Regions from separate parts of the Homo sapiens genome. Here all the other regions are linked to region 1. The links are chromatin contacts, found by Hi-C or POLR2A ChIA-PET in ENCODE. All regions are on one chromosome and are shown on one strand. The core of a region is the stretch at or near the end of the contact, and the rest is flanking DNA. Distances in the headings are between cores, read along the strand shown. Region 1 overlaps UGT2B15 (UDP glucuronosyltransferase family 2 member B15). Region 2 has its middle 47 kb from the start of UGT2A3. Region 3 has its middle 49 kb from the start of UGT2B10.

Region 1 (3,612 bases), core at 727-3,226:
ATAAATACATACACACATTAAGCATGCCAATAGAAGTACATCTTATAGATTTATGAAAACTACATTTTGCCATATTAGACTTCCAAATTCTTGATAACCTGTTTCAATAGGTAATCTGTATGAATACTTGATCACCATAGGCAGTTGTAAGCTAAATAGTCTTACATTTGCATATTAAAAGAAACCAAGTGAAAATTAAATAGCAAAATTTACATCATAAGGTACAGAGACAAAAAATTTGGTGTGCTGGAAGGAAAATAAAATGGATTCAATTGCCTATTAAACATAAAATTATAGAAATTATAATGGCCTTTTAAATATATGCAAACACATGTACACACACACAAAAGATTCTATGGCTTTTACTTCAGAACTTTAGCCATGAGATAAAAAAAATTGACCAGCTTGCAGACAAAAACCTGTTGAATCCATAGTGTGGTTTTTATCTTAATAGAAAAATAAAAGCAAATTTAAAGCAAGAAGAAAAGAATTTTTTTTAAAAAGAGAGAACTTAGGAACTCTATAGCTTGCAGGACAACCTAGGGTTCTTAATGTATATGTGCACAAAGACCGTATTACCTTCATTTTACATAAACTCTGCCAAGTAGAGGTGTCATAAAACCTACCAAGTGATATCAGGGGGTCATTCTTCTTGTTTTCTCATCATTCTTAGATTATTTGTTTCCCACTTTTTTTCCTAAAAGGAGGAACTGAGCTGTGGCCTAGGGTTTATGTGTGGTGAATCAATGTGTGCTGCTTGTGGGCAGTACTCCACAGTGTGTCACCACTGAGTTGTTTCCACCCTCTTACATGTCTCAGTTTCTCTCTCCAGAGGTGTATGACCTCTGAGAGGGCTCAAAATGCTGGGTGATCTGCCCTCATATGTGTTTCCTGGACTAGCCTTTTTTTAAAAGTTAATTTTTATTGGGGATTTCCCTGCAGGGCCACTCCATGTCACAGGGGGTCAACCCCAAGACACTCCCACAAGGCCCCCAGTTGCTTAGGGGTGCCTTTTGCCTGGGAGGAGCAGATGCCCTTTCACTTTGGAGCTGAGAAAACTCAGTCTCTCATTTTCCTATGTAAACCACAGTTCAGTTTCTCACACAAATCCACACAGACAAGCCAAATGAGATTAATTTGGGGAATAAAAACAATAGAGGAGACCCTTTACAACACATCTCCAAACTAGAATTAGGATTCTTAAACAACAACTTCCTAGGAGGAAAAAAATAGCAACAGTCAATACTACTTCCAGTAAACTGTACTCAGCCACCCCCTACTTTGTAACTCGTCTGCCATTACACATGCCAAGGTAAAATCCTCTCACAGTACAAGGTAATCTGTGGTAATCTCAAAGCCAAAGAGATCAGGTCATTCAACATAGGAAAACAGAGCTTTGGACTGAGAAAAAAATCTGCCCACAACTCTTGGAACTCCACAAAGAAAACAGACACCCCTAAAGGGGTGAGTGGTGCCTTTGTTCTGAATTCTTTAAAAGAGTTCAAGTCATTAGAAGCCTTCTCTAGATTTTTCATACTGCAAATGGCAAAAGGCAAAAGGAGGTATAGGGTGGAGGAAAAGTAAACAAAAGAACATTTGTTTTTTTAAAGACAGGAAGCAAACACAGAAACCAAGAGCATGGTTTTTAGGTTTTGTTTTGTTTTGTTTTGTTTTCTCTTTTGCGTCTGCAAAGAATTTTAGCCAAATTAGACAGGCTTTGTTACCCACAATTTGGAATTCTCACTCAGATTTGATCAAGTCAGGTAAAGTTCATCAAATCTGATGGGAGAAATACTGGAATGTACAAAAAAAAAAAAAAATCCCAGAAATGTGATCACTAAGCACTGTAATGGTAAGGAGAAATTAAGTCCAGCTAGTTGTTAAACATTAACCAAGACAAAACCGCAATTCAGCTGTTTACCTACGGATGGGTTTCAGGCCAAAACTGCCCTCTGCCATCCTAGAATCAGGAAAGAAACCTCAAATTCATCCTCCCTCCTGGGAGCGAGCTCAAACTCCATAGAGTTACCTGCCTTCCATTGTCATGGAAACAGGAAATCTTGCCTTTCTTGTAGGAAGCAAGTAAAACTCCAAAAAAAACAAAAAGGAGTTGTACAGCAAAATAAACTTCAGATCTTGTCTGAATTTTGGGGTATCAGAGATTCTCTGGAGGGGTTGCTCCCAGACCTCAGCCAATTGTCTTCTTTGTTTGAGCCATAAATTTAGCTCATGCTGGTACCAAGCACTGATAGGACATTTATCAAAGGTCAGGGAACCTCCACTCAGAATCTCTTCATGGTTACCAAAATATGAACCCTGAATATATGAGACAGTTCTCAGATAATTTAGAAAGTTTATTTTGCCAAGGTTGAAAATGTGCACCCATGACACAGCCTCAGGAGGTCCTGATGACATGTGTCCAAGGTGGTGGGGGGACAGTTTGGTTTTATACATTTTAGGGATACATGAGACATCAATCAACATATATAAGATGAACATTTGTTCGGTCCAGAAATGGGAGACAGCTAGAAACAAAGGCAGAGCAACTTGAAGCATGGAAGGGGCTTCCAGGTCATAGGTAGATGAGAGACAAATAGCTGAATTCCTTTGAGTTTCTGATTAGCCTCTCGAAATGAGGCAATTTGATATTCATTTATCTCAGTGAGTCAAGGGCTGACTTTGAATAGAATGGGAGGTAGGTTTGCCCTAAGCAGCTTAACTTTTCCCTTTAGCATAGAGTTTGGGTTGCCAAGATTTATTTTCCTTTCACAATCTCATGTGTCTAGCTATTATGTTAGAAATGTCATTATTTCTTTATATACAAAATTGATTATAAAAGTAACGACATTAAACGTGGGTATTCAACTTACCTCAAACTTTTAGTAGTTCTCATTACTTGACATCACTTCTTCTTATTTCTTCATCTTTTATATGGATTAACTAACTGATTATTAATCTCTTCAGAATTCTAACATGCTATGTTTTTAGAGTTCTATTCATTGAACAAGATATTTTCCTTGCCCTAACAGGTTCTATGGAGATTTGATGGCAAGAAGCCAAATACTTTAGGTTCCAATACTCGACTGTACAAGTGGTTACCCCAGAATGACCTTCTTGGTAAGATTCTGGAGAACAAACAGTGAATATATTAGTAACAGCAAATTGGAGTGATAATAGTTCAACATAAAACAAACATATTTAGCATTTATTATTGGAAAACTAAAAAACAAATCAAATTTAACTACTTTATATTTATTTTCCAGTCTTAGTATAAAAAGAATGCACTATAGTAGTTGGCATTTTATTACATACAGTCACATTCTTTATGGTCAGAATAAAAATCTCTTTGTTCAGGTGTAATTTCCTCTCACAGGTTTTAAATAACATCCTGGATTTTCTGTCTGTCTCCTATTTATGCAGCTTTACCTCTGTTCTTTCCCCTACTGCAGGGTTATTTCAACAGGCACTGAAAAATAGCGGACACTTTTCTATTACCAGTGACTCTACTTTTTATGGGAATAAATAACCAATCTTTATCATGATAAAATGATAACACATTTCATGATGATGCATAACCGGTCCTTCCTCAGCCCCACCTCCACCCTACTCCCT
Region 2 (3,612 bases), core at 740-3,239, 250 kb before region 1:
GAGACTGCAGCTTGGCTGGCTTCTTTGCCTGTGGGCGGTCTGGGGCCTCGGCTGTGGGAGACCCTTAACTTCAGGACCCATCAAGGGAACTTAAGCCCAGAGAAAGGAGCTGTTCTCCCGCGTCCCCGGTGCCCCTCCCCTGACAGCACAAGGGAACCCGGAGGGGTTGCAGGACGGTTCCAGGAATGGCGCCCTTTCTTCAGAACCATGGTAAAGTTTTGGGGCCCAAGGCAGGACCTATCCCATAAGGACAGAAGGGGAGCCTGATCACCTCCCAGGGAGTGACAACTAATCCAACACAGAGAGGCTGGGGGACGGTGAGAGTGGCTCACAAATTTGGATGAAACTCACACCCCAACCAACACAGGACGCGAGAGTGGCTCGCTAAGTTAGTTCAGAAGGAAACTGGATGCAGTGAGAGCGGTTCACTGCCCCAACCAGGATAGGGAACTGGGAGCGGGGAAGTGTGTGAGTGCGTGTGAAAGAGACAGTTCTGGGAGGAACCAACGGGAATGACATGTGTGGAGCTGCTGATCTCTTAGTGTAGGCTGTACGCTCCGAGCAAAATGTAGGACCAACCGGGTCCAATCGGTCTAAAACAAAAGGAAAGGTGAATGTGCTGCATCATAACTGGGAGGAAATGGGAGGAAAATCGTGGAAACCCACCCCATTGGAATGTATGTTAAAGAACTTTAAGAAAGGCTTTGCAGGGGTTGAGGGAGTCAAGTTAACCCCTCAGATGCTGAGAGCTCTCTGTGAATTAGAATAGCCCTTTTTTGGTGTTGGCTGGCCTGCCAAATGTGCTACAGATAGGGAGAAAATTGGCCGTGTGTTTAAGGTGGTGACCTGAGTTGGAGGACAGTCAGATAATTCAGACCAAATTTCCTTATATTAACTCATGGCTGAATGCAGCCCTGTTTAGCAGCTTATTGAAGAATGCTCACAGCTCAAGCCAAGAGAAATCAATTGTGCTGCCAGCTACAAAGACAAAGTGAAAGCTTCGCCTGTAAACAGAGTTAAAGGGAAAGTCACAGGAGCTTGTAGCGTGAGCAAACAGAGACAAAAAGAAAGCCACAGGAAAAACCAGTTTTTCAAGAACCACTGGAGGGAAAAGAGACCCCTCCTCCATATGTTCCAATCTACCCCCGCTTTCCCCAGGTTAACTGCCTCTGAGGAGTCAAGCTCAAATGGATACATGCCCCCAGTCTCTCTTGAGAGGGAAAAATCTGAGCCCTCACTCCAGGAAGTTAAGGTGAAATGCTAGGAAAAACAGGCAAGCCACCTCCAGTCAGGTTGTGTTAGGGCTATGCAAATGCCTCTCCTGGAAACTAGAGGACCCCCACTAGAACCCAAAGGAATGAGGCAGCCCAACTATAGCAGCTGCCAAGATACCAAGAGGCACTCCTGCAAAATTTAAGGGAAGGCGGGAGACAGGCAATCAATATAGGAAAAATCTCAGAGGGGCATCAGGGTGCAGATGAAAGCCCCAGCCATTTTTATAAAAGACTTGGTGAGGCCAGTGCATGATGAACATGGCATTTGTAGAGCAGGCCCAGGGGGATATCCAGTGAAAATTGCAGAAAATGGAAGGTTTTAAAGGGATGAATGCTACTCAGCTTATTGAAGTGGCCACGAAGGTGTACATTAACCAAGATCAGGAGGCAAAGAGGGAGGCTAATAGAAGGCTTGAGAAAAAGGCTGATTTGCTGGCAGCATCCCTCATGGATGTGGGTATGGACATGGGCATGGAAGAGGCCAGTCTGGACAGGGATTTGAGGGCCAGCCGAGGCTGGAAAGAGATCAGTGTGAGCGGTGCAAAAGAAAAGGACACTGGAAGGATGAGTGTCCAGAGAATAATAACAAGGAGGACAGTCAGGGCATTCAGACCAAATTTCCTTATGTTAACTCATGGCTGAATGCAGCCCTGTTTAGCAGCTTATTGCAGGATACTCGCAGGTCGAGCTGAGAGAAATCACCTGTGCTGGCAGCTGCAAAGACAAAGTGAAAGCTTCGCCTGTAAACACAGAGTTAAAGGGAAAGTCACAGGAGCTTGTAGGTTGAGCTGAGCAAAAAGTGAAAGCTTCTCCGGCAAACACAGAGACAAAAAGAAAGCCACAGGAAAAACCAATTTTGCAAGAACCACTGGAGGGAAAAGAGACCCCAGGGCAGTAGTATAGGAAGGCCACCTACTGGTGGCTGCCACACCAGGGAGGAACCAGACATCGATCTGATTGGACTGGCAGGGGCTGAAGGATATGAGGGTAGGACAGACCAGGCTGCTTCTCTTTGGGACCCGAGGAGCCCATGGTCAGATTAGAAGTTAGAGGCCAGCTAATGGACTTTACGGTAGACACCAGAACTAAACACTTAGTAGTGACCTGACCTATAGAGCCACAATCCAAGAACTGTGCAACTATTGTAGGAGCCACTGGAGTCTCTGAAAAGTGGCCTGTCGGTCAAAGAGGTGTGTTATAGGAGGATGAGAAGTCCAAAATGAATTCCTATACCTCCTAAATTGTCCAGTTTCTTTGCTGGGAAGAGACCTACTTCAAAAACTGCAGGCACAGATTACATTTGGGCCGCAAGGGAATGTAACTTTAAACGTAGTTTGCCCAGAGGCTATGATGTTAACCCTCACTGTCCTGCAGGCTGAGAAATGGAGACTATGCAAAAAAGACTCCGGAACCAGGAGTAAATGAAATGCATGGGTTACTTACTAAAATTCCCAGAGTTTGGGCTGAAAGTAATCCACCTGGACTGGTGCCAGCGTAAATCAGGCACCGGTGGTGGTAGAGTTAAAACTGGGAGAAACTCCGGTTCGGGTCCGACAGTACTCGCTACTCCCTGAGGACATACGGGGTGTCCACAAACATTTAGAGTGGCTTCATAAGCATGGAATCATAGCCAAATGCCAGTCACCATGGAACAACATTCTCTTGCCAGTGCGGAAGCCGTCTGGGGAATATAGGCCAGTACAGGATTTGCATTCAGAAAACCAGGCCACAGTGACCATCCACCCAGTGGTGTCAAACCTGCATACCTTAATGGGACATATTCCAGCAAGTGCCACTTGATTTACAGTCCTAGATTTAAAGAATGCATTTTTCTGTCTCCAGTTTGCACCAATTAGTCAGGCTAGTTTTGTTTTTCAATGGGGGTAAATCACAGTACACTTGGACAAGATTCCCACAAGGATTTAAAAACTCCACTACAATCTTTGAAGAGGCACTGGCCTCAGATCTTAAAGTCTACACCCCACCGAATAGTTACTGTGTCTTGCTCCAGTACATTGATGATCTTCTTCTAGCAGCCCCAACTCAAGAGGACTGCTTCCAAGGGACCCAAGACCTCCTGCACCTGCTATGGAAGGCAGGATATAAAGTGTCAGGGAAAAAGGCTCAAATTTGCTTTGAAAGTTTCCAATATTTAGGCTTCTATATAAGCTAAGGGAAAAGATGGCTTGGTTGTGAATGGAAGCAGGTGGTTTGTGCACTTCCTACTCCAACCACCTGGTGAAAAATAAGAGAGTTCCTAGGGGTAGCAGGGCTCTGCCACATCTGGATCCCAAATTTCTCACTCATGGCTAAGCTATTATATGAAACCACAAAGTGG
Region 3 (3,612 bases), core at 616-3,115, 210 kb before region 1:
CTCAAAGATCCAAAATAATTTCCTTTGACTCTATGTCTCACATCCAGGGCATACCAGGGCAATAGGAGGGCTCTCAAGGCTTTGGGAAGCTCTGGCCCTGTGGATCTGCCTGTCTTTTTCTCATCTTCCTGTCTTTTTAGGAGCCCTCCAAACTATTCCAACCTCTGCCCATTACCCAGTTCCAAAGTTGCTTCCACATCTTCAGGTATCTTTACAGTAATGCCCCACCTCTCTAGTTTTCTGTATTAGTTTGCTGTCACATTGTTCTCACATCTTCTGTATTACTTTGTTTTCACATTTGTTCTCATATTGCTGTAAAGAACTACCGGAGACTGGGTAATTTATGACGAAAAGAGGTTTAAATTACTCACAGTTCCCTAGGCTGTATAGGTACCCTGTCTGAGGAGGCCTCAGGAAATTTATAATTATGAGAAAGTGAAGGGAAGTCAACATGACCTACCTGATTGGAGCAGGAGGAAGGTGGGGGAAGCTGCTACGCACTTTTAAACAACCACATCTTCTGAAAGCTCCATGGCAACACAGCACTAGGGGGTGTTCCTAAACCATTAGACGTGGAATGCCCTCACACTTCTCCATTTTACACAAATGCTTTCAAATGGAAGACCCATGAAACCAAAAAATTGTTCCAAAGCAGTTTTTCTCATTGTCTTTCCTCATTCTTAAATTCTTTCACACTTCTTTTCTTAAAAGGAGGAACCGAGCTGTAGCCTAGGCTTTTTTGTGTGGTGCATCAATGTGTGCTGATTGTAAGTGAGACTCCACATGTTTTAACGTTGAGTTGTTTCTGCCTTGTTACATGTGTTAGTGAATCTTTAAAATCCTTGTTCTTCAGTGCCGTAAAGAAATAGCACTGGAACATAAATTTAATTTCTTCAGCGAGGCCAATTTTTTTTTTTACTTTATGCAGAAAGGGTGCACACATCAGCAGTTTTGCCATGAGAGTACACCAAATAAAGGAGACGGTCATTTATAACTTGACATGTCAAGCTTACTGCTGTGTCCGGGGTTTCTATTGGAAGGAACAGGACATCACATTGTGTATTTGTCCTGATTGGCTAGCAACTTAGAACTTTTTAAAAGAGGCAAAGGCAGAGGAGAACAAAGGAAGGCAGAAGTAACTTGTGGTATACTGAGAAAGGTAAAAACACCTTCAAATAAGGAAGAGGAACAGGCTATGACCTAATGCTTGCTTAGACCAGTGTAAGCATGCCAGGGCAAATATTTACACTAAATTGTGGGAGCTGAGAACATAAAATACATTGATTTCTTTATTATGGTTAGCAGATATTTAAGAATGTTAGCACAGGTCTTTGAATAAATTTTGCTTGTAAGAGAAGTTACTACTTATTCTTAATTAGATGGAGGGGAAGTCTTTGAAGAGGAATCTCTACTTTACTTTTTACACCGAAGCAGCCTAGGGTCACTGGAGCAGTCTTGTTGTTTGAGGTATTACCAGGAGTTCTTGAGAGGGTTGTCATTCATTTCACAGTTGAATCCAAAGACTTTTATAAAAAAAAAAAAAAAAAAAAAAAAAAAAAGCTAATAGGGCAGAGTGTTTCATTCACATAAGGCACGAAAAACAGGTTAGGACTGGATGTCTTATTTGCATACATACAAATTCTTGTTAGCTCCACCTCTTCTCTCTAGTGTGCATGCAGGTCCTTAGCCTGAGTTACTGCATATTGTTTTATTTTGCTTATTGCGTATGTGTCACTGCAGACGTGTCTGGTTCTGTGTAAGTTTCCTTATCTATACAGCTACAGGTCTGTCTTAGGCAAGCACCCTGTGCAAGTTCCTTTACCTGAGTGTGTCCAGAAAGAAAAGGAATGTGCTCACCAAAGGCCACCGTGTGTAGGCGGAGCTCACTGGTTGCACAGAAGACAAGGGCTTTGGACTTTGCTTCCTTATCTGTGCTTGCAGCTTGATTTCTTCCACATTGTCATTTTTTGGGGAGGACTTCTACCAAGAACCTGTCCTAACTATCTGCCTAACTGGTTACTTATTCTTTCTTCTCTCATTAGTTTCTCTCTCCAGACATCTATCACCTCCATGAGGGCTCAAAACACCGAGTGATCAGCTCTTTATGCGTTTGCTAGATGAGCTTTTTAAAACTCATTTTACCTAATGTCATTATCAGCCTTCTGCTTATTAAGACAGAAACCACAACCATGTCTTTTCTCCTGTACATTTTTTCCTACCTCAGATATTATCAGTAAATACAAATTTTAAATTAATTTCTTGCAGTTACTATTAACAATTTGTGTTTCATTCCATTAGGTTGGCATGTCTCAGTAACTAATATACAATTTTATCATTTTCCCTGCTTTTAAACTCTTACCTTTACATACCACTCTATGTTGAGATGCAAGAATTTCTTGCTAAAGAAAGGCTTGATCTTGTGACTGTCTTTTAAAACTTGAGTGAAGAATTATTTGCCAATAAATTATCATTCAAACTCATAATTGTTTATTTAAAACTAAGTTCCCCTGTTTCAAACTAACTTTCTTCTGTAATGTCCTGCCCTGACCTTTCTCTGTGATCACTACTCACTGGAATGATTTTCAAATATTCTATACTTTCAAATATTTTCAAATATTCTATATTCTATGTGTAGACATATACATATAGTGTGTGTGTGCATGTGTGTATACTGGAAATAAACATTTTTTAAAAGTATAGGAAATAGTGACCTGAACTGATCATATGCTGGGCAAAAACTCAAAACTCAATTAGTTTGTTGAGATTCAAAATCATAAAAAGTATGTGGTCTAGCTATACTAGAAATAAATTAGAAATCATACAAAGAATGATAACTAAAAAATTCTCTAAACTTTGGAAATTAAAAATACATTTTTAAAAAATTCAGTCAACAAAATATTGTAATTATACATGCACATTTATCTCAGCAACTCTTCTCCCAATTATATATCTAACAGAAATTAATATGTAAAACTAATGACATACATATAGATAAATATATTTATACCAGAATAACTAATAATGTCCAAAAATGTAAACAACCCAGGTGTCCATCAGTTATAAAATAAAGAAATACTCTGTGGTATTTGTCAATCAACAGAATACTATACAGCAATGTAATTAACCAATAACTGCTATACAAAAAAAGACACAAGTATATATTATATAATTCAATTATATAAACAAGTAATGTTAATTTATTAAATTAGAATTCAGGTTAATACTTAAATTGAGAATGAAAACAGTGACTAAAATGGTCCAAAAGGAGAGAGTTCCTCTAGGCAGGTTTTAATAACCCAGAACCTAAGAAGTAGGTGTCTTTATTTCAGGATAATATTTAACATAATCTTAAAATTTTGAGTTACTCACTAGTGTGTGTATATTTATCTTATGTATCTCATACTTAAGATTTTATTTTAGAAGATATATAAAATATTTTAAAGTTCTAGAAATTAAATAGCAAAATAAGCATGAAACACTGGAGAAAATTCTACAGGTACTATATAGTGTGGCCAGGAAAAGCCTCTCTAACAAGTATCATTTAAGGGGAAGCCTCAAAAAGAGATAGAAGCAAGCCTCATTTTATTGCAAGACAGAATGCTCTGAAAAGGG

What was found. A loop is a pair of places that touch in the nucleus more often than their neighbours do. ChIA-PET counts read pairs that join two places held with the same protein, here RNA polymerase II (POLR2A). Pooled maps may share reads with other maps.
Region 2: a loop to region 1 is called in a map of Calu3, with 7 times the contacts of the local background. The contact joins two enhancer-like sites. A Hi-C loop is called at or near these places in 3 of 168 maps with a recorded cell type or tissue (Caco-2, Calu3 and GM12878), 1 of 37 single-sample maps with no recorded cell type and 4 of 50 pooled maps. POLR2A ChIA-PET finds 5 or more read pairs at or near these places in 1 of 52 experiments (activated CD4-positive, alpha-beta T cell).
Region 3: a loop to region 1 is called in a map of PC-3, with 1.9 times the contacts of the local background. The contact joins two enhancer-like sites. A Hi-C loop is called at or near these places in 4 of 168 maps with a recorded cell type or tissue (Caco-2, Calu3, HepG2 and 1 more) and 2 of 50 pooled maps. POLR2A ChIA-PET finds 5 or more read pairs at or near these places in 1 of 52 experiments (HepG2).

Annotation. Positions count from the first base shown.
Region 1 is chr4:68,654,600-68,658,211 of GRCh38, reverse strand. It overlaps UGT2B15 (UDP glucuronosyltransferase family 2 member B15), which reads left to right. Exons shown (of 6, transcript NM_001076.4): 4 at 3,030-3,117. Among named protein-coding and RNA genes, the nearest start is that of UGT2B15, 14 kb to the left of the region's middle. Within about 2 kb of position 1,976, at least 4 of the 41 ENCODE cell types and tissues checked have a DNase peak (open chromatin) inside an H3K27ac peak, as active enhancers do; they include PC-3, where a contact is called at or near this core.
Region 2 is chr4:68,903,473-68,907,084 of GRCh38, reverse strand. It overlaps the pseudogene LOC101930041. Among named protein-coding and RNA genes, the nearest start is that of UGT2A3, 47 kb to the left of the region's middle. RefSeq lists enhancers at 1-557, 558-1,449, 2,341-3,233. Within about 2 kb of position 1,989, at least 7 of the 41 ENCODE cell types and tissues checked have a DNase peak (open chromatin) inside an H3K27ac peak, as active enhancers do.
Region 3 is chr4:68,862,869-68,866,480 of GRCh38, reverse strand. It overlaps the pseudogene LOC101930041. Among named protein-coding and RNA genes, the nearest start is that of UGT2B10, 49 kb to the right of the region's middle. Within about 2 kb of position 1,865, at least 6 of the 41 ENCODE cell types and tissues checked have a DNase peak (open chromatin) inside an H3K27ac peak, as active enhancers do; they include PC-3, where a contact is called at or near this core.